Regions from separate parts of the Homo sapiens genome. Here regions 2, 3, 4 and 5 are each linked to region 1. A link is an interaction called in ENCODE POLR2A ChIA-PET data of the cell type or tissue named here. Cell type or tissue: CD4-positive, alpha-beta T cell. All regions are shown on one strand. Region 1 overlaps PARD3B (par-3 family cell polarity regulator beta). Region 2 overlaps PARD3B (par-3 family cell polarity regulator beta). Region 3 overlaps PARD3B (par-3 family cell polarity regulator beta). Region 4 overlaps PARD3B (par-3 family cell polarity regulator beta). Region 5 overlaps PARD3B (par-3 family cell polarity regulator beta).

Region 1 (4,000 bases):
TCCAGTAATTTTGCTTAGAAATATTTTTCATTATATTTGTAGAATGAGAAAGTAAATATTATTCTAAAGTTTCAATCAGTTTACAACTCCAAGAGAAATAACATGTCTGTTTTGGTGATACCTCCTAAAGATAAATTTAGCTCAATTTAACTGCATGAAGTTTTTGAAAATCCACTAATATCTTGGTATTTCAAACAACTTTTTATGCCTGTGGAATGTTTGTGCAACATTTTGAGACTACTTAGAGCACCTGTTATGAGGGAATTCTCAAGCTAGAAGAACAGAGGCTTATTCCACTTTGCAAAGGTCAGCTTCTTATTCTTTTTAAAGCAAAACATATGCTTAAAATGGTTAGAATCGTACATAGTACTCATTTTCCCATTTGAAATAAAATATATACTGTAAAGTTAAATTTACATACTCTAATGCTGACAATCCATATTTTGTACTGATTTTTGGAAAAGCATCTGTAGTGCCCCTTTTAAAATAAACCAAATGGAAATTAATGACCTATGGTCTAAGTGGGTTTTCCTGTATCTTTTGGAACCGAGCTAGTGAAGCAGTCTGCTGGAACGTGGCTGCTGGAGGGCTTTGTGGCAGCTTCTCTTCATCTGGAGCCAGCCTTGTGGCTTCAGCAACCTTACAGCCCCATCATTCATTTGCATAATGGATGCCTTTTTATCCATTATGCAAATGGTATGAGAGGAAAATTAGGCAATAAGGGAAGACGAAAGGAGAAAATTGCTCTTGCTTATTTTAATATTCTATTTATAAGCAAGCACTGTGGTCTTCAAATGGCCGAACCTCAGAGTACTTCTGTGCCGGAGAATTTGTTTTCACCTCTCTCTTATGAGCTTTGTCAGGGAAAAAAGATTGTTTTCTTCAGCTTTTTTGTTGGAATATTGAAACAACATAATATCGAATGCAAGAAAAAAAAGTCAGCCGAGATTCCCCTTCTTTGAAAGTGTGGACTGTCTACTTCTTCCATATGATTTTTGATAAGTCAGAGAAAACAATATTTATTACATGAGTACACACCATCTAAATCCCTTACTCATAATAACTCATTTATTTAAGCCTCGTCATACTTAATTAGTCGGCTTTTATTATTTTTATCGTTTAAGAGTTGAGGAATAGGTACAGAGAAGTTTAGTAACTCAGCAGAAATCCCATAGCTATTAGGTGGCAGAGCCAGAATTTGAACTGTTGCTGGCTGTGGTGTGAGAAACCATTTTGCTGTGCTGCCTCTGACATGCAATTCCTAAAACAACCAACTAATATAACTGTCTTGGGGTTTACTTTGAGAATATATGCCAAAACCCTGAAAATACTAAACTCCTTGGTCTACAATCTCATTTCACTTAGTACCAGATTAAATGATGAGACTAGCTCACTGTTAGGTGGGAAACATTCCCTTCCAACCATTTGGCCTGAAACCTTGGCATCACCTCCAGTTCCACCGTTTCCTTCTACCTCCCCCACTCTGTCAGCTATTCAGCTTCCTTGTCCACAGCCACCACAGCAGGCCAGAGCTTTGCCATCAATTAGACTATTGCAGAGGCCTCAGACTGACCTCTTTCTTTACACTGTGTGCTTTCTCCAGTCCCTACTGTTGCCAGAGCTGCCTTTCTAAATCACAAATCTGATTATGTAATATAACTCCCCTGCTTAACGACCTTCACTGGCTTCCCATCACCCTGAGAACCATATCTAAACTCGTTAGCAAGCTGATGCAGATGGTTCCTCTGAATCAGCAGGAGAAATTTGGGCAAGGATGAATGACGTAAAAAAATCATCCCTTACCCACTTTCATGGTTCTAGCAGTTTGAGTACTTTGCATTTCTGGAACTTAAAAAGCAAAGAAAAAACATATTTGTCAGGTTTTTCAGATAGCGAAGTTAAAGAAGGAAGCAACACAGCCAGCTTTGGTCTCCACCCATTCTGTTTTCCTGTTGTTGGCTCCGGGGCAGGATGTGGCCATAGGCTGTGCACCTCCAGATGGAGAGATGTGGTTGGCAGTAGAGGCAGTATTGATGGCACTTCTGGGAGTGTGACCTGGCTGTCCTGTCTGGTCCACCCTGAAAGCCTGCTTAGGTGAAGAATGGGAGGGGCGGTGAGAGGAGTTTTGCAGCACCTGTGCCCCAGCAGTTCCTCCTAACAGGGTGCTCATGAAATGTCAGCCATTGAACCCAGGCCCTTCATCTCCCTTCCCCAGTCAGCTAGTGTAGCCATTGGAACTGGTTGTACTTTTCACAGCTCATTCACCCAACCTGGTACAAGAGAAATAGGGCTTAATTTTTTACTGGTTTTCTCACTCTTAAGGCCACTTTCTTAAGAAAATAGCAAATTTAATCTTCATTGGCTTACATTGCTTTTCTTAATTAAGCAGACACAATTCAACAAATATTAGGAATCAAGAGATTTTTGTGATTACATCACATTGAGCACCCAAAATTTATGTTTTTCTGGAATCTGATATCAAAATATACTCAGTGTTCAGTATAATTTTTATATTTCTTTTTCCAACACAAGATAACCATCAACAATATTCTGTTAAAAACCAACAACCACCTTCTCCATGTAATGCATACAGAGGTTGACTCCTCCCATTCTTTCTTTATCTTCCAGGATGTAATACTTATGCATGCATATTCATATTCCCAGGCCCTTCATGATCTAGCTGCTTCCTCTCTGCCCACCTTTATTGCTGGCCAGTCTTTCACAGTCACCTTAACTTGCAGCCACTGTGAACCACTTGCCATTCCAAATTTACCACCTTCAAACCTCTGTGCCTTTGCAGATACTGTTCTCTTTAGCTGGCTCATTCCTTTGTCTCTTTACTGTATAGTGAACTCATATGCACCTTTTAAGTTCAAGCTCAAATATGACCTTCTTCATGAAGCCTTGTCCAAATCTTTAAAACAGTACAGTAGGCTTACAGTAAGTATTATTTCTTAATTCTTCATCTAACAATCAAGGGTTACAAAGACGAACAGCAGAAATCTACTGACATAAAGGGGTTCATAGTCTCATGCCCTATAAGCTGATGGGGTATATATTTTTAATTCGTAAGATGAGTTTTAAATCAAGTGGGCAACCACATAATTCCAACCTCATTCATCTAAATTATTTCCTATCATTTATTTTCTAATGGATTTTCTAATGTAATGCTGAATGACTGAACCCTGGGGATTCAGCCCTAAGTAGCAAATCACTTTCACACTTTAAGATTCTGTGGCTCTGAAATCAGCCAAAGCATGTTACCATATAGTACAGAGATTGCTGGCCTGAGAGTTCATTTAAATGATGAGATGTGGTAACCAAAATCCCAGGCGAAATTGGAAAGAATCATATTCACATGATCTATTTGGACTTAAAAATTTATAGTTCGAGAATTTTCCAAGTCTTCTCTGTGAAACCCCATGGTTCTTCTGAGCATGTATTAGGGTTTCAATGGATGCTTGATTCTAGTTAATAAATAACATTTATTGAGCGCTTAAGTTCTAGATGCTATTTAAATTTGTTCATTCTCCATCTTTGGACAAATAGGATTGGTTATGCTAGTGTGGAAGAAAGGGTGAAGAAGTCTAGAAAGTAGCCAATAAACAGAATCCCAATGCTTATCTACCCCAAAACCTCACCTCCACTCAAAAGATGTATGCATGCCTCAGAAAAACGTTTGTGAAATGCTGACCTAGAAATATGCAGTTCCACAGAATTTTATAATTAGCAATTGTGTAGGTAATCGATATTATTTTACAAATGAGCAAATAAAAGTTAAAATTCAATGTGTACTCTGATGTTGAATAAGGAACTAGAACTGGAACCCACATTTCTTGGCTTCTAGAACAGTGCTTGTTCAGTTGCATGACTTTTTAAAAATTAATTGTAGATTTCAATTATCCATATATTTTAGGTACTATATGTGATAGCACCTCACATCCTTTTGGAATTGAGTAGAGTGTAAATTAATAAATAGATACTATGAATAGGTATAAAT
Region 2 (4,000 bases), 87 kb before region 1:
AATTGCAAATGTAAAATAAACAAACCCATTTTTGTTACTGGACAGGGAGCACAGTTCCCAAAGCCTCCTGTTTCACATCTCAGATGACAGGTCAAGCAGGGGCCGTGACAGGCAACCCACAAAGTGTAGTTGGTTTTGGTGCTTGGGGTAAGAACGTCTCAGGACATGCTCAAGGCTATTTGGATTTATGAAACTGAAATGTCTTGATTTAAAGTGAATCTTTAAGGTATCAACTGAGCCAGGTCATAGAGCTCTGGACTGTGAGGAAGGAGTTGGGTTCATTAATCCTCATGCTAACCCATGTGTGTTGACACTAATCAACTAACCTCACCTCTCTGAGCATCTTACAATGACATGGTCAGCTCTAAGACTGCTTAGATTATATGGCAATGCTACACTCCTGGAGGAAACCAATGTGAAAATGGATAATCTGTAAATTTTCTTGGGAACCAAATGCCTGTATGGGTTGTGGGGGTATAGTGCAAGATTCTGAAATAACTCCTGATTGTTCTTAGGTATATGCCCTTTGTAAAGCTATTAAAGGTTGTTAATTACCAGCCTTAAAAGATTGGGGAATTGAATGTTTGGTTGGAGGCGGTTTGGCCTGTATTCTTACTTTTGGCTAGCCAAATTGTGTACTTACATCTGACAGCTTAATTCTGAAATTAGGTTTGCAAAGCCCGGATATCAGTGGGCTTATTCTTTTTGCCAGTGCTGGATTGAGTATCCAACAGAAGTCAAGTGCCAGAGACCAGTCAGATTGAAATAGACTCTAACTGATGATTAGTAGAGTTTCAGTGGGAAAGTCAGAGTTCTATTCATTTTGATTGTTTTATTAAGTGTGAAATAGCTAAGCATCCTTTTTTATTGATCAGACATAATGTAACTGTTCTAAAGGATTGTTTCTTTGATATACCTGGATTGTGCTTCCTAAAGGGAAAAAGACTGGATCCATGATTTTATTTTCCAGACTACCAACTCCTGATACATGAAAATTGCTCTATAAAATAATCTCTTTCTCTTAGTTGTTTGTGATTTAATATAGTTTAGCATGTTGGAATTACCAATTGTTCCCTATCTCTGTCTTTGACTAATTGCCAGAAGTTTCATTTAATAGTATATGATACCTACTATTATGTGTTATATAGGTATATCATACATATATAGAGAGAGAGCATGCATATATGTACATGCAGTTTGAAATGCAGCAGAGTGGTCGAGCGCGGTGGCTCATGCCTGTAATCCCAGCACTTTGGGAGGCCGAGGTGGGCGGATCACGAGGTCAGGAGATCGAGACCATCCTGGCCAACATGTTGTAACCCCATCTCTACTAAAATACAAAGAATTAGCCAGGCATGGTGATGTGCACCTGTAGTCTCACCTACTTGGAAGGCTGAGGCGGGGAATGGCTTGAACCTGGGAGGCAGTGATTGCAGTGAGCTGAGATCATGCCACTGCACTCCAGCCTGGTGACAGAGCGAGACTCCATCTCAAAAAAAAAAAAAAAAAAAAAAAAATACAGCAGAGTATGCAGAAGCCCTGTTATCTCCAAGAAGTATCCAGCTGATGTGGGGCTGCACACAAATGACTTTTGCATGGACAGGATATCTGGTCTAACTACTCTAAAAAATTGCATAACCCTATAGGGAGCCAGAGCTAACTAATGCAGTAATTACCTAGGAGTAGAGCCAACATCCTGCAATTATATTAGAACAAACGTGCTACAGTGTTTCTGTTTATATATGTCTCTTGGCATCTTGAATTAATATTTTATCATATTTCATTAAGAAAAAATCAGAGATCAGAGAAGTCATGGAAACAAGATCACTAGAATTACCTGTTGTGTAGGGTTAGAAAATTTCTATGAAACTTCTCCCATCTTGACAAAATCATTTAACACTACTGAAAACAATTGATGTTTACCTCATAGTTAAGTAGAGGCAAGCATTTCCTTGAGGTCTGTGCGTTAGAAAACCATGAGCGTATTAGATATTATCTTTAGCTACTCAGTTTTTTCTTTTGTTTTCAAAGTATGCCAATATTGTTAATATGTACTTTTTATGTGGTTGACCAGTCTGTATGTGTGTGTATCTATGTCTATGTAAAATGCCATTTTCAACAGTTTAATTATATTACTTAAATCCCTTTCGGTGGGGGGTGCTGAATACAGAGTATATCAACAAAGTCAAGATCTACACGTTGATAAATCTTAATTGAAAGCTCTTTCTTCAGCAGATTGCTGTGTATTTTATACATTATATGTTGACAACGTAACATTTAAATTTTTGCTTAATAAGAAAACAATGAGGGAGAGTTAAGCTTTTTTTTTTTCTTTTTTCCTTTTAGCCCTGAAGGACTCACCAGTGTTATTTTGATTGTCTGGGAAAATTAGTTGTTTTGAGTTATAGATCTCGTTCTGAAAAAGAAGAATTGCTGAACTTGGTAGATGGTTGCCAAGGGGCATGCTGAAGCCAACTGAGAAAGGGCTTCTTTGAAAGGCAAATTTCTGATGGATTCCAGGCCAGGCTAATGAAGGAAACTCTGAAGCTCTATGTGTCTTGGAGTAGTGGGAAAGGAGTAACAGATTTTTCAGAGAAAGATTTTGCAACCCAGAGTCAGGAGTGCTGCTGCTGTGTGTTGTGCATCTGCTATCAAGGACTGCCTAGTCGCCTCTTTTTCTATCTGAGAGCTGCACAGGAGTGCTTTTGCACTGTCCCTGAATCGTGAGTGTTCTGGGAGAGGCAAAGCTAGTTCCAAGAATCAGCATTACCTTGTGGCTTTCACTTTTAGAGGGTCTGGAGATAGCTGACACCCTTGACTGAAGCATCACTAAGACACATCCTGGCGTCAGGCAGCACAGTCGCCTTCTTACACATGTATGCTTCCTTTTTTCCTGTAGCAAGGGATAGAACAAGATCTCACCTGAACTGGAGCACAAAGCTATAAACTGACTTTTGCTACCTTTGGAATACAATCACTGGAGTTGATTTTAATTTCTAAACTGGATATAACAAGAAAAGCAATTTTCTAAATTCCCCATATTTAAAAATCTGTACCATTTCTCTGTTTCCCAGAAGTACAAATCCATTGAGAAACCTTTGTTGCTGGGCAATATTTGAGGCCTATTGCATGCAGAGTTATTATCATTTAGTGTTAAATTCTTTAAATATTTTTTCTAGATTACCTCTTTTGGAGGATAATAATCAGATAATCCTTCTATAATCCTCCTAAAATTTAGCCTAATATTGGGTAATCTACAAATGCCAATAGACTGCTTTACCACTGAATTGATTTCTTTTATGGCAAGTGTCTGACTGCAAAAGCTTTATTTGTATATTGCCTCTTTTATTTACCTCCCCTCCTTCATCCTTCACAATGAATTGCTTAATGTATTGGTAATCAGACTCCTTGACAAAACATGCACTTTGAAAGCTGCAGGCTGGTTCTATGGGCTACAAACAAAGAGTCCTACTATTAGGATCTTTTCAATGTCTTTACCTTGATTTAGAACCTTGGTACTCAGAGTATAGCATGTGGACAGCAGGGCATCACCTGCAAGCTTATTAGAAATACAAAATCTTGCCCTTCCTCCTCATCACTGATTTAGATGGCTTTTCGGAGAGGTCAGGTGATTATGAATCTCTAATAAAGGTTTTAAACTACTGCAATAGAACCTCAGAGGGTTAACCTACAATACCATCAAATACCATTCAGAATGAGCTTGGCAGTCCTGGTGGAATTTGGGGATTATTCTATTCCTACTCTGCATTGCTTTACTTGGAAAAAGGGGACTGGATTTTTCTATGAAAAGAATGAGCTTCCCGTGCTCCTGTAAAGACACCTTGTAGTCTATGTCTAGAAAGCATTCCTTAATTTTCTTCAATCTGTTTGGAATATCATATAAATAAAAATTTGTATGTTTTCTTTGTAACTCTGGAAATGCTAGAGAAAATAAGTTTTCAAATGGTTGTTGAATCACCATGGTTGTCATAATTACTTA
Region 3 (4,000 bases), 96 kb before region 1:
CCCCCAATATAAGCATTTTGGATGGGGTGGTAGAGAAAGTCCCCTTAGATTGAGAAGCCAGTAAACTTAAGTATGCTGTCAGGCTTCAAGCCAAATAAAGTGCTGAGCATGACAATTAATTGGATAACTACCAGAATACCTCTTACTGTAACTATAATTCAGAATATCCCTAGCTGAAGTTAAAAAAATGATGTTAATTAATTTGAAAGTTGCTAAGAGTCCCTATCAAATGCCTGTGCTCTGTTTGCATGCTAGGTTTTGGCATTGTGAGCAAGAGGAGACACCGATAGTGAAGCTCTATCCTTCTGCTAGGGATTTAATACTCTTGACAAGCCAGGAAATAGGTGGTCATGTCTCTATCTCAAAGATGGAGGAGAATGAAATGCTCGGGGTAAGCGTTTCAAGCCAGAGCTGTCCTGGTTGATTAAGGTCATCTGATCACTTTGCTAAGTAAAATAGGAAGATGAGGACACATGTTGAAGAGTTTGCAAGAAGAGCAAATAATTAAATATTTTCTTTTAAGCTCTGTGAAATTAACTTGGAAGTTTTGTTGCATTTCAGTTGAATAAAAATAATACACAAAAATGAGCTGGTTTTTTAAAGTGAAGAAAGAGGTGCACATAATGTTTCCTTTGTGTCTTTTGAATATTTTATTTGGAAACTAGTTAAATTTGCTTAAATACCCATTTGTTTTTGGTTTCAGGGATTTTGATGTTTGTTTTGAGATCCTCAGCAACAAATTATATTTAGAGAAATGTGGGATTGCCTATTATTAAGACATTTTAAATTGTTTGAAAATATTTTTAAAACATAATAAAAGATTTATGCTTTTTAATTTTGTATCATCAAATCCAAACTGCAACTCCTTATGTTTTAATATATAATCATACATACATATATCATATATTGGGACATTAAAGTTTAGGGAAATGCAGTTTGCAGTAATGACTTTAGATGTTCTTCCTGGCTCTCTTTAATTTTAGGCCCAAAGTTATTTTCCTAGCTGTATTCACATTAATTGTTTAGTATTTTACTGCATATTTTTGTGTTTTTACATTACAGAGATATTTGTAGACTGTTCATGAATTGTAATTCTCTTTTTAAATAACCCCCTTTTGGGGACTTTGTGTGAATTTCCCTTTGATTTATTATAGACTATAAACAACTCAACAGACTCTATTGTTTGAATAAAAAATACTAATCATGTCATATTTCTGCATCATATCCTGATCTATCCTTCAATTTTAACTTTAGAAGTAGCTTCCTCTTTGTTTTCCTGAGCTCAAGGCAGAATTCAGAACACTTAGAACAATGTATGAGACAGAATAACATTTTCAATGGGGGGAAAAAAGTTCAATTCTAATCCCTTCTCACGTTATGTTTTGTATTTTTTAAACTTGAAGTGCTAGAAAAGTAAATAATAATGATATGAATGATTTTTTTCCTTAGAAAATCAACTGTCAATTAACTAATGAATATTCTTTTTAATCAGTGTTAATTGACAAATTTCCTGCACTTACAAACTCACTGCTTGCATAATAGTTTCATTTTGACTCTTCCTGATTTCCCTTTTATGTGTTGGTAGTCCTGTTGGGTGTAATTCTGCATTATTTTCTAAATTCCCTCATCTGGAGCTAGATGGAGCTATGAGATCTTTTGTAAATGTATACAAGGCCAGTGGCTCTTCTTCATCTACTTGTGGCATTAAGTAGATTAAAACCCAATTTTAAAGCTTTCTTGTCCCTTTATTCTTAAAGACAGCATGGAAGAGAAAGTCTGGATATCTAAAACACAGTCATTAAAATGGACAGTCACACAGTTCTTTAATTATCATTTACTACTGAGCAACTCAAAAAACAAAAACCCAAACTCCCAAAATCAAAACAAAGAAAAACACCCGGCTACATATATACCTATTCTTAACACTATTGACTCAAAACTACATTAAATGTGTTTTCATTAAAAATATAATTATTTTTGTTTTGTTTTCCAAAAGATTATAATTCTCTCAGAAATCCACACAATACAGAAAATGATGGGAAAAGCATATGGCAATTGTTTTAGGACTTATCTGCCAAATTTTATACATACACATTTTATAGATAGATACATGGATAGATAGTTATATATATAACATACATGTAATATATATGTATGCATATAATTATATAAAAATGTAGAAAATATTTCACAAGGAAGGATTAAAAGTTTTGCTTAAAAGGTTTTGGATAAAATGTCATCTTCAGTTTCCCTGTATATAGGGACATTTAGATGATCTCGTCACTGTATCTTATCCATGCCTACAGAGCATTTTGGGAGGAAAGGTATTCATTTTTTGTGTTTGTTTAGTTTTTTGCTCAGCTTTTTATTGAGCTAGCTATGCGGTTTTCTTGACTTGTTATTCAGTGTGTTTAAGTCCTAAGAGATGTGCCCAGACTGCTGTCATACTGTTTAATATCTGTTAGGACAGAAGTTGTTAAAGGTCATCTACCTACTTTGAGAATCTAATTGTAATAAATTCTTCTGTGTGTTTCTCTAATTGGATTAACTTTAGCTCTATGCTGTTCACATATTTGGGTAATTATATGAATAATTTTCATTTACCTAATTTGGCAGATACTACATAAACCAAATACTTATTTGAACTCTACACCATCTTGCTTTTTAAGTTACTTGTAGGCTTTACTCTTGAGTCTTTTATTGTGAATTGTATCCTTTTAAACTTTAATGTCCCTCTATATTCTGTCCTTATTTGCTTCTCAAATCTAGAGAGGAGTAAACAGTATTTTAAACAATTTCTAAAGAAGTAAGAGGTAGGGAGGTGGTTCTTGATTTGGCTTTAATAAGCACTTCACTTGAAGAAAGGGCATTTTACTAATCTAGCTATTAGGTAAGTAAAAAGATAAAGATAATTATAATGTAATGATTATAAAATAACTAGTAGATAATTAACAGATACATAGATAGAGGTGTTACATGTGAAAGACCTGAGCAGTGAAGCTCTGCATAAGAAGGACAGACACTAAAGCGTATATCCTTTACAGGTAGAATCTTGTTCAGGATCTGCTTTTTCTTGCTTTACACACAATTTGACTAGGCTTCATTCTCAGTCTTTTACCCTAAAGAGGACGTGAATGCCATTCAGTCCTCACAACAGTAATATATGGCGAAAGCTGTTTTTCCTATCATAGCAGGCAAGGCAACTATAGCTGAGTCCAAGCCCCAGGTCTGAAAGTGGGAGATTTAGACTCGGTTGTCTGATTCTCAAGCCAGTGATTTCCCCAGCCATTCATTATTCATTTGTCCCCCAGACACTTCATCACCCATCCGCAGGACTTTCCTAAGCACGTATTTTGTGCCAGACACTCTTTTAAGTTGCTAACCATTTAATGGTATGTGAGACTGATGAGGTCTGTGCATCCATAGAATACAAATGCTTTTGAGGGTAGGCAAACAGTACATGAGTTTGAAAAACAAAACAACATGAAATTACAATGTGGTAATAAAGAAACAGGATGATGTGTGAGTAGCTAGAAACAGCCCTGGGTAGGTTGATCAGGGAATGTCTGTCTGCAGAAGTTACACCTGAGTCCACGTAATGATTCTAGCTGCAAATAAGAAAACAAAAATATAGTAGGCATCTGGCAGTGAGAGAAGAGGCAGGCTAATAGTAAACAAGAAGGGCAGATAGGAATAAAACAAAACTAATGGCCATGTGTGGTGGCTCACACCTGTAATCCCAGCACTTTGGGAGGCTGAGGGGAGCGGATCACTTGAGGTCAGGAGTTCGGGACCAGCCTGGTTAATATGGTGAAACCCCATCTCTACTAAAAATACAAAAATAAGCTGGGCATGGTGGCGGGTACCTGTAATCCCAGCTACTTGGGAGGCTGAGGCAGGAGAATTGCTTAAACCTGGGAGGCAGAGGTTGCAGTGAGCCCAGATTGCACCATCGTACTCCCGCCTGAGCGATGATCAAAAAACTCTGTCTCAAAACAAC
Region 4 (4,000 bases), 72 kb before region 1:
GGAGAATATAGAGTCAGATGAGGGATTTTTATGAGATGACCACAAGTATAACTAAATAAATGGTTTTTTTTTGCATGATAGATTAATAAATAAGCAAATGCATGTATTTAAAGATTCTAAAGCTGTGCTGTCCAAAAGAAATTGCATGTTAGCCATATATGTAATTTTAAATATTTTAGTAGCCTCATTCAAATGTGAAAAGATACAGCACAAATTAATTTTAATAGCATAGTTTATTTAACTCAGTATATCCACAAACTTGAATATATAATGGAAAAGTTATGGAAATAAGGCATGTTTTGTCTCATAGTAAGTCTTGAAAACCCATGTGTATTTTATGTATAGCACATCTCAGTTTGGGGTAGCCACATCACAAGTGTTCAACAGCCACATGTGGCTAGTGGCTACCATACTGAATAGCTCAGTTCTTAAGACTGTGCCTTATGAATAGAAAAGAGCTGTTGTTGAAAGTAAAGCAGAATAACTTTTATTATATTATTAATTCAAAGTATATATTCATAAAAGTTTATGCAAAATGAATGAGAAATTAATTAAGGCTCTGTAATTTGTTCCATTTATGTGATTACATAAGTAAATCTATTTTATATAGAAAATATGACTGTGTCCCTTTCAAAGACACTAAGACCTTATCTTAAACTCTATTTTAGTTAAAAAAAAAAAAAGTTAATTGCCATTTCAACTGTGTGGTTTGTAGTAAAATTTGAAATGGGTTTAATGTCATTTATAACATTTGTAAAGTTTTGGGTGATTTAAAGGGCATTAAGGGTTTTTTTGATGAATTATACATGTTGGTATTCAGAGATTAATGGTGTCCTTTGCAAAGAATGTGTGTATTCTACTTGAATCTGTTGAAATTGTAGTAATGGAATTGCATTTTTGCAAGGCTGTATGTTATACAGACATTTTCTTTAAACAAATAGTTTGAGGTGAGGAAAAAACAGAAAAAGGACTATAAACCAGGGCTGGAATATGTTAAATCTCATTTTTTAAGGAATATTAACAAAACATGAAAGATATTATAGTGACAGGCATTTTTACTTTTTTTTTTTCATTTCCTGTCATGGGCAAGTCAAACATCCATGCCCCAGCTTCCTCATTATTAACAGGAGATATATTAAATGCTCCTTAAAATACAACACTTCTGTGATTCTCTGAAATGGAGCTTATTATAGTAAATTGCAAATTTCTAGTAAGTTATAACTGCTGAATACAAACATTTTGCATCTAATAATGAAAATATGAAATAAAGAAATAAACACTGTAAAACCCAACCCCCAAATGCTTGAAGATCACTCCTGGGCTGAGTTGTTGGTGTTTCAGGGTTGGACATTTAAAGGGGATTTCATGAAAATTAAATTTCTTGGGTTTGTTTTTTCAAAGTTTTAAAATATATGTTTATAGATGACATGGATAAAATGAACTAAGGTAATATAAATAGTGCCTTTCAAAGAGCAATAAAAGAATGCCTTTGGTCCATAAAAGGAGAGATTATCAAAAAGAATAAACTTGATTAGAAGAAATAAAAGTAGATTTATTTTAAAAGGGAAAATGGAATTTATTCCTTTAAAATACAGAAGCACTAACTTAAAAATGTTTGGACTATAGTAATAGATTTTTTGAAAAGTAGAGAATTAAGGAGAAAGACCTACCAAAAAAAACCCCATAATTCAAGTGTACATGGAGCAATGTGAAGGGAAGGATGTGCAAATGTGCATTTATGTTGGGAAAAATCAAGGAGCCTGTTTAAAAATAGAACCTACTTAGAGACAAAAACTAGATTAGGAGGCATTAGGTTATGTTAGAAAAGTAGTTTATTTTCCTTCTACAAGCTGTATATGGTTTTTGAATCATTTTTAAAAGGCTAATTTGAAATGTGTTTTGCAATTTTAAACCAAAAGCTTTTTATGCAACTTTAAGAAAAGGATACTTATCCTATTTTTATAACCATGAAATATCTATAACTTTGCATTACCTAGCCCTTTAAAACTCAGAATATAATTTAGATAATTTACAAAACTGATGTTATAACCCAGCCAAAGCTAGTGTTTTTCAGTTATCAGGTATTTAACCGATATATATCTATGAGATTTCTTAAATTTATATTAATTTATTCTATGAACATTTATACTATCACATATTTTTGTAATAACAAGCTAAGAAAATTATTATTGTTGCATTAAATTGTTTACTGAACATTTATTGTTTTATGCAAATAAATGTTTTCAAACTTAGTGAGCTCCCCCGCCAAAAAAAGAACCAATACTAACTGTATTGTGCTTTATCTTTAGGATATATTATCCTCCTTATTCAGATTCCATGTACATATGATTCCTTATCCCTATTTACACTCACTTTTCCTGAGAACTTTTTGACTATAGGAACTGAAAGAGTATGTGCATGAAAGCAAGCAGTTGGAAAGGACTTAAAAATACTTAAAAGAAATAGTTTTTAGAGTTAGATGGGGGTCTACCTGAAAGCAGTATTGACTCTTATTTTTTGTAAACAATATCTGAAAAGGTAGACAGGATATAAACAAAGGATAGTACTATTGATTTAGCTGTATAGTAAATACTCCCTTTCAATAAAATCTGAGCATAAATAATTTTCTGTGACTTTTCTTCAACCGTAAGCACTTTGGTTTTGGAATGTACAGGTTCTCTACTCAGACTTCCCTTAAACCAAAGTTTTCTGCTGTGGGACCTCTCACACTGTATTCTCTGTACTTGTTCTGTGAAATGGGATTCTGCAAATGCTAGCTATTATTATTCATCACTCTACTTAGAATAATTAACAAATGAGATAACTAGAGGTTAGGTTTTATAAAGGAGGATGAATTAGATGTCAGCAAAGTAAGGGGCTTTTTGCATTGAATCAATAATGAAAGTAAATAAAGGTAAGAGGAAGTTGGTCTTGGCCTCCATGTCATGCTTCTGTTTCTGGGTATTATCTAGAGGCGCTGTGCTGCATATTGATGATGTGAAGCTCAAGGGCTCTGGAGTTAAGCTACCTGGGCTTGACTGGCTGAGCTACCTCTGCCCGTGGTGGCACCTCGGACATGTTTATCCCATCCATCTAAACTTTTATTACATATATATGAAATGGAGGTAACGTTTTGAATCTACCATACTGTAGAGATTGATTTGAGAGGACAAATTGAAAAGGTGTATATGAGTCCCTTTATTCAGTTCCTGGAACATTGTAAGAGCTTAATAAATGTTAGCAATTAAAATCATCATCAGTATTGCTTTTTATTATCAGTACAAGTACTCCTTGTAAGAGAGACTAATGACAAGACTCTACAGTCTTATCATTTAGAAAGGGAGTGGACAATATCTATTTAGCTAGGTCCAGTACACTAAATAAAGGCTATCTAATGCTTTAACCATTGTTAACTTCCTTATTCTGAGTCTCTAAGACCAAGGCAGAATGTCATTGTTTGGAGGTCACAGAATAAGAAAGCCTTTGAACTTTTGTCTAAAAGTAAAAATTGCCTGGTATGCATATGATCTTGAACACATAAAAATGATTATATTAGTAGTAAATTGCATCTGTACAGCAGAGCGGGGTTAAAAAGATTTTAGCAAGTGAACAATAATAAAAGGAAATTAATTGTGTGCTATTCTTATTGACTTGTGTACAATAATACCATAGATATTCTTATTTTAAGTGTTTTTCCCTTATGTTGTTCATGGAAATATTTTTAACAAATTAATTTATAAGGTCTTCACAAAATTATTTATAATTTAGCTATTAAATCCCTGGTTTCTATAAGGGCTTAGACATATCAGAATATTTTGATTTGTGAGGGACTGGTATACTTGTGTCTTTATTTTATAAGCAGTTTCTCATTTAGACCTTAGTAAAATTGCCCTGAATCAATGTTTTAGAGGACTAAGAGTTGGTAAAAAGTCGCATAAATTGTGTGTAGCTCAGTGTGTAGGCCGTAATAAATATAGAACTATTAAACCTGTAGGTACTG
Region 5 (4,000 bases), 160 kb after region 1:
AGGAGGACAGGTGCAGTGGCTCATGCCTGTAATCCCAGCACTTTGGGAGGCCGAGGCAGGTGGATCACCTGAGGTCAGGAGTTCGAAACCTGACCAGTATGGTGAAACCCCGTCTCTACTAAAAAATACAAAAAGTAGCCAGGCATGGTGGCATGTGCCTGTAGTCCCAGCTGCTCAGGAGGCTGAGACAGGAGAATTGCTTGAACCTGGGAAGCAGAGGTTGCAGTGAGCCAAGATTGCACGAGTGCGCTCCAGCCTGGGCAACAGAACGAGACTCTGTCTCAAAAAAAAAAAAAAAAAAGGAAAAAGAAAAGAAAATTCAGAAGGGATTTTGTAGCTAATAACAAATAGAAACAAATGTGATAAAAGGACTTGTATTTACTCCTTGTTATTTCCTTTGAATCTGTATAAGAATTGACAAAGGCACATGTAGGTTCCCAGAGTTAGGTTATTGGAACAGTAAGGATTAGTTGACAGAACTGATGATGTTTCACTTGAAGAAGAGAAATTTTAGGAGACATGACAGTTATTATCAAATATGTAAAGAGTTATTGTATGGATTGGAAAGTAGACCTGATCTGTTTCTTCAGACAGTTTCCAAGTTTCCTTGGCATGGAATTTTCTTTCTCCCTTTCCTTCTCTTTCCCATCATCTTACCCATTTTTCCCTTTCCTTATTGTGTACTCTGGGGAGATCTGTAACAAAATAGGGAAAATAAGAAAAAAAGAGTGATCTGAGTCATGCAGATATAGTCCCCATTTCCATTCCTCTACTTGACTCCTCCATACCCAACCATTTGAAAGGTAGAATCCTGAATGTCTGTCTCATCTCCTCACACTTTCTAGAGAAATGATGCAGAAACTTGGAGTCTGGATTTTTTTTCTAAAATACAGATGGATTCTTCTTTCAATCTTTTATTTATCCAAAGACCTTGGTCTTTCTCTACAAGGGTCAAAGTGAAAAGAAACAATAAAAAGGGGGGCAGTTATGTGTATGCACCACAAGAGGCCCTTTCATTTCTTGTCTGATATTTAGGTTGTTAGAAATAAAAACTCTCCAAAATCCTCAGTGGAACTATGTGCTTATTTCTGAGATAGGAGAGCAAAGAAATAAGTTTTGACTGTGTATTCCATTGAACTGTGGTCCTGGAAGAAATAAAACCCTGCATAAAAACAGAAATATTTCAGGCAGCCCCTGAGCATGCAAAAGAATGCAACCACAGAACTCCAACTAGGAACTTAAACCCTCGAGCCTGCAGTTTCTGTCTAGTAGTTCCTTATACCTTTCTCCCATATGTCCTCTGGAATTTTTAACCCCACAGTTAATACCTTCTTCCTAGAAGCTATGCCCCTCCACCAGGTAAGGGATGCTGATTTATCCCAGTTTGAAGCTCTGAATTCATTCCTCATCAAAGGCAATTATATCTGGAAGTTAGCAACTGGAATAACATTTAACATTGTCTCTGGAGTTCACATCCCAGAATTCAACTTCTGTATCCACCACTTACTAGCTGTGTGATGTAGAGCCATTCGGAACATCACTCAGAGGCTGTTTCCTCATCTGTATTGTAAGAATTGTTGTGAAGATTAAATGAGATAATACAGGCAAAGCTTGTAGCATAGTTTCTGGCTAATTGTAAGTTCTCAAAATACGTTAGCTATAATTTTTTTTTCTAATACATGACCATTTCTGTAGTAGTGTAAACACAATTCTATACTCTAGATATATTATGGGGTAGATAGATTTATGCAGCCTTGCCTGGGACTAACCACTATTTTTGAACAATGATTGTTTTATTTTTTTATTATTTTATAATGTATTCTGGGATCCAAAATACTGAGTTAAAAACAACATTTTTATAACCAGTCAAATTGATAAGGGAGGCAGCTGTATGTGTTATTTCACTCTCATTTAATGGAATTTAGTGAAATTTGATTTCTATCCCAGAATGACATAGGCCAAGTCCACCAGGGAGCATATTAAGTTAACTGTGCAACTGTGAGATTATGAGTGCAAACAAATTATTTGTTCTCATTGTTTCTAGTTCTATACTAAATTTGGAGGGTATATGCTTAGTATTCATTCCTTTAGAAGTTTCTAGCAAATATCTAGACTCTCAAAAATAGTTGACAGTCAACCATCCAAATATGTGGAATTTTCTTTGTCACCATAGCAAAGCAAGGGCATTTGAGGTTTATAAGCACCTAAGTCACGTGGACCCATAGCCTTCCTATTGGAGAAATAAGGAAAAGCACTCTTTTTCCAGCCCAAATGCCTGCCTCGAATGCCAAGAGGCAAGAACCTTGCAGGAAGTTTAAAAAGAGGTGATGTTTGGCACGTGCTGGGCTATTTCAGTGGGAATTACTTCATAGTGTGGCATACACCGGCCTGTTTGAAAGGGCAAAATAAAGAAGTGTGTTATGTGATACATCTTTGTGTTTTCCTTTCAAAAACTTGAAGGTGATATCACTTTGGTCTCTTCTTCCTTATCATGATTGATGTACACACTTGACTTTCCATTGAAAATCTGGCAGGATGAAGGAAGGACAGCACTTCCTACTTTTGTCGTGTTCTATCTCCTTTGAGGAAAACAAACTGTGTTTATTGGTTTCCTCTTCTAAGAAACTGTCCTCTTTTGTTAAGCCTTGCTGTTCTGCGAGCTCTGTACCTTCTTAACAGCACTGCACTGCCTAGTTTCCGACGCTTAAATCTTCCTTACTTCCTTGTTATCGTTAGCTTCTTGTAAAGTCTTAACACTTAAGCTAAGGGAGCATGTGGTCAGCAGTTATACAGGAAGTCCCAATATAGAATTGTCTCTTGGATGTGACTCTGTCATTCTGAAGGCCATGGTATCCATTTCCTGGTCATTTCTCCTGACCTGCCACCTAAAAGAACTGTGCTGAACTCCTATATTCTAGTTCGTGTCCTTCCTGAGCAATTGATTAACGTCCCAAGTTTAGCAGCATATTTAGCCAACCTTCTTTCCATCTGGGGCAGACCGGGTTGAAAATCAAGTGAGAGGAATTTATATAATAACATTACAACTATTTAGCTGTTTCTAGTATCTTTACCAAAAGAAGGGTATTTCAAAGATAATCTTTCCAGAATCCCATTCTGAAAGATCCTTTGGTGTCCTCACCCCCTGACTGGGTGAGAGTTTACTGAAGAGGTGTTCACATAAGGAACAGTTTTGCAGAAGGTACTTTGAGATTAGTTTTGGTAATAGATTTAGAATCTGAAGGCTAAACTGCTGTGTCTGTGTCTATACTTGAAATGAAAACTATGCTAGTTAATCAACTGGTGGTTTGCGTGGTCAGTTCTGTAAGAGATGTGGCCTACAAATTCTTTTCTGTCTCTGATACCTGAAATTCTTTCTTATGCTAAATGTCAGATAAAGCCGTATTTCCACTTAAGAAAGCTCCTGAAAAACTGAAGTTTTTCTGTTAATTTCATGGCTTCATTTCTTTAAGAGCTAGAGAGAGAAGGAGAAAGTTATTTGCTATGTATGTGTGTGTACATGTGCATGTATGTGCATGTCTTCTTTTTTTATTGGGTAGAAAGGAAGATTCTGCCCTTTCTTTGTTAACCTCTTTAACGTTTCATTTTCTGACCTGCTGCCTTATTTCTAAATCATCCTGAAAATCACAGCAACCCCTGGTGGGTAAAATGAGCTTAAAAAATTTCAAATGTATTTATAATTTCTACCTGCCACGTTTGCCTGCTATTTGATGCTGGCCTCTGCAAGTGAGATTAACTGTATTTCAAGCAAGCAAGTTTCTCCTGCCTGGCATGATTGAAAACCAAAAGTTAGCCATGTTTGTCATGCTGCTTTGACCTTCACTTAGGAATATTGCTTTTGCTGAGAAAAAATGATGCACATGCATGTGGAACCCTACTTAACAGTTGCTGAGCTTAGTGTAGTCCAACACTGTCATGGTTACCTGTCCCTGTGACTACCTTAGCATGCGAGATGTGGTTCCAACTCTTTCTTATTTTTAAG

What was found. Peaks named below come from ENCODE experiments on the same cell type or tissue, not always from the same donor. Only the 100,000 strongest peaks of a DNase experiment are listed, where the experiment ranks them.
Region 2: POLR2A ChIA-PET joins it to region 1 with 10 read pairs; 5 of 35 experiments call an interaction of 5 or more read pairs at or near these places.
Region 3: POLR2A ChIA-PET joins it to region 1 with 13 read pairs; 5 of 35 experiments call an interaction of 5 or more read pairs at or near these places.
Region 4: POLR2A ChIA-PET joins it to region 1 with 12 read pairs; 6 of 35 experiments call an interaction of 5 or more read pairs at or near these places.
Region 5: POLR2A ChIA-PET joins it to region 1 with 12 read pairs; 4 of 35 experiments call an interaction of 5 or more read pairs at or near these places.

What each region holds. Positions count from the first base shown.
Region 1 is chr2:204,965,808-204,969,807 of GRCh38, forward strand. The region is part of intron 3 of PARD3B (par-3 family cell polarity regulator beta); the gene reads left to right. Among named protein-coding and RNA genes, the nearest start is that of PARD3B, 420 kb to the left of the region's middle. In CD4-positive, alpha-beta T cell, no CTCF peak of the experiment used is centred here; a DNase peak (open chromatin) is centred at 1,994; H3K27ac peaks cover 2,713 bases.
Region 2 is chr2:204,879,166-204,883,165 of GRCh38, forward strand. All of the region lies in intron 2 of PARD3B (par-3 family cell polarity regulator beta), which reads left to right. Among named protein-coding and RNA genes, the nearest start is that of PARD3B, 340 kb to the left of the region's middle. In CD4-positive, alpha-beta T cell, no CTCF peak of the experiment used is centred here; no DNase peak of the experiment used is centred here; H3K27ac peaks cover 1,861 bases.
Region 3 is chr2:204,870,152-204,874,151 of GRCh38, forward strand. All of the region lies in intron 2 of PARD3B (par-3 family cell polarity regulator beta), which reads left to right. Among named protein-coding and RNA genes, the nearest start is that of PARD3B, 330 kb to the left of the region's middle. In CD4-positive, alpha-beta T cell, CTCF peaks have their summits at 1,627 and 1,827; a DNase peak (open chromatin) is centred at 1,640.
Region 4 is chr2:204,893,386-204,897,385 of GRCh38, forward strand. The region is part of intron 2 of PARD3B (par-3 family cell polarity regulator beta); the gene reads left to right. Among named protein-coding and RNA genes, the nearest start is that of PARD3B, 350 kb to the left of the region's middle. In CD4-positive, alpha-beta T cell, no CTCF peak of the experiment used is centred here; no DNase peak of the experiment used is centred here.
Region 5 is chr2:205,127,014-205,131,013 of GRCh38, forward strand. The region is part of intron 10 of PARD3B (par-3 family cell polarity regulator beta); the gene reads left to right. Among named protein-coding and RNA genes, the nearest start is that of NRP2, 550 kb to the right of the region's middle. In CD4-positive, alpha-beta T cell, CTCF peaks have their summits at 3,691 (motif pointing left) and 3,904; no DNase peak of the experiment used is centred here.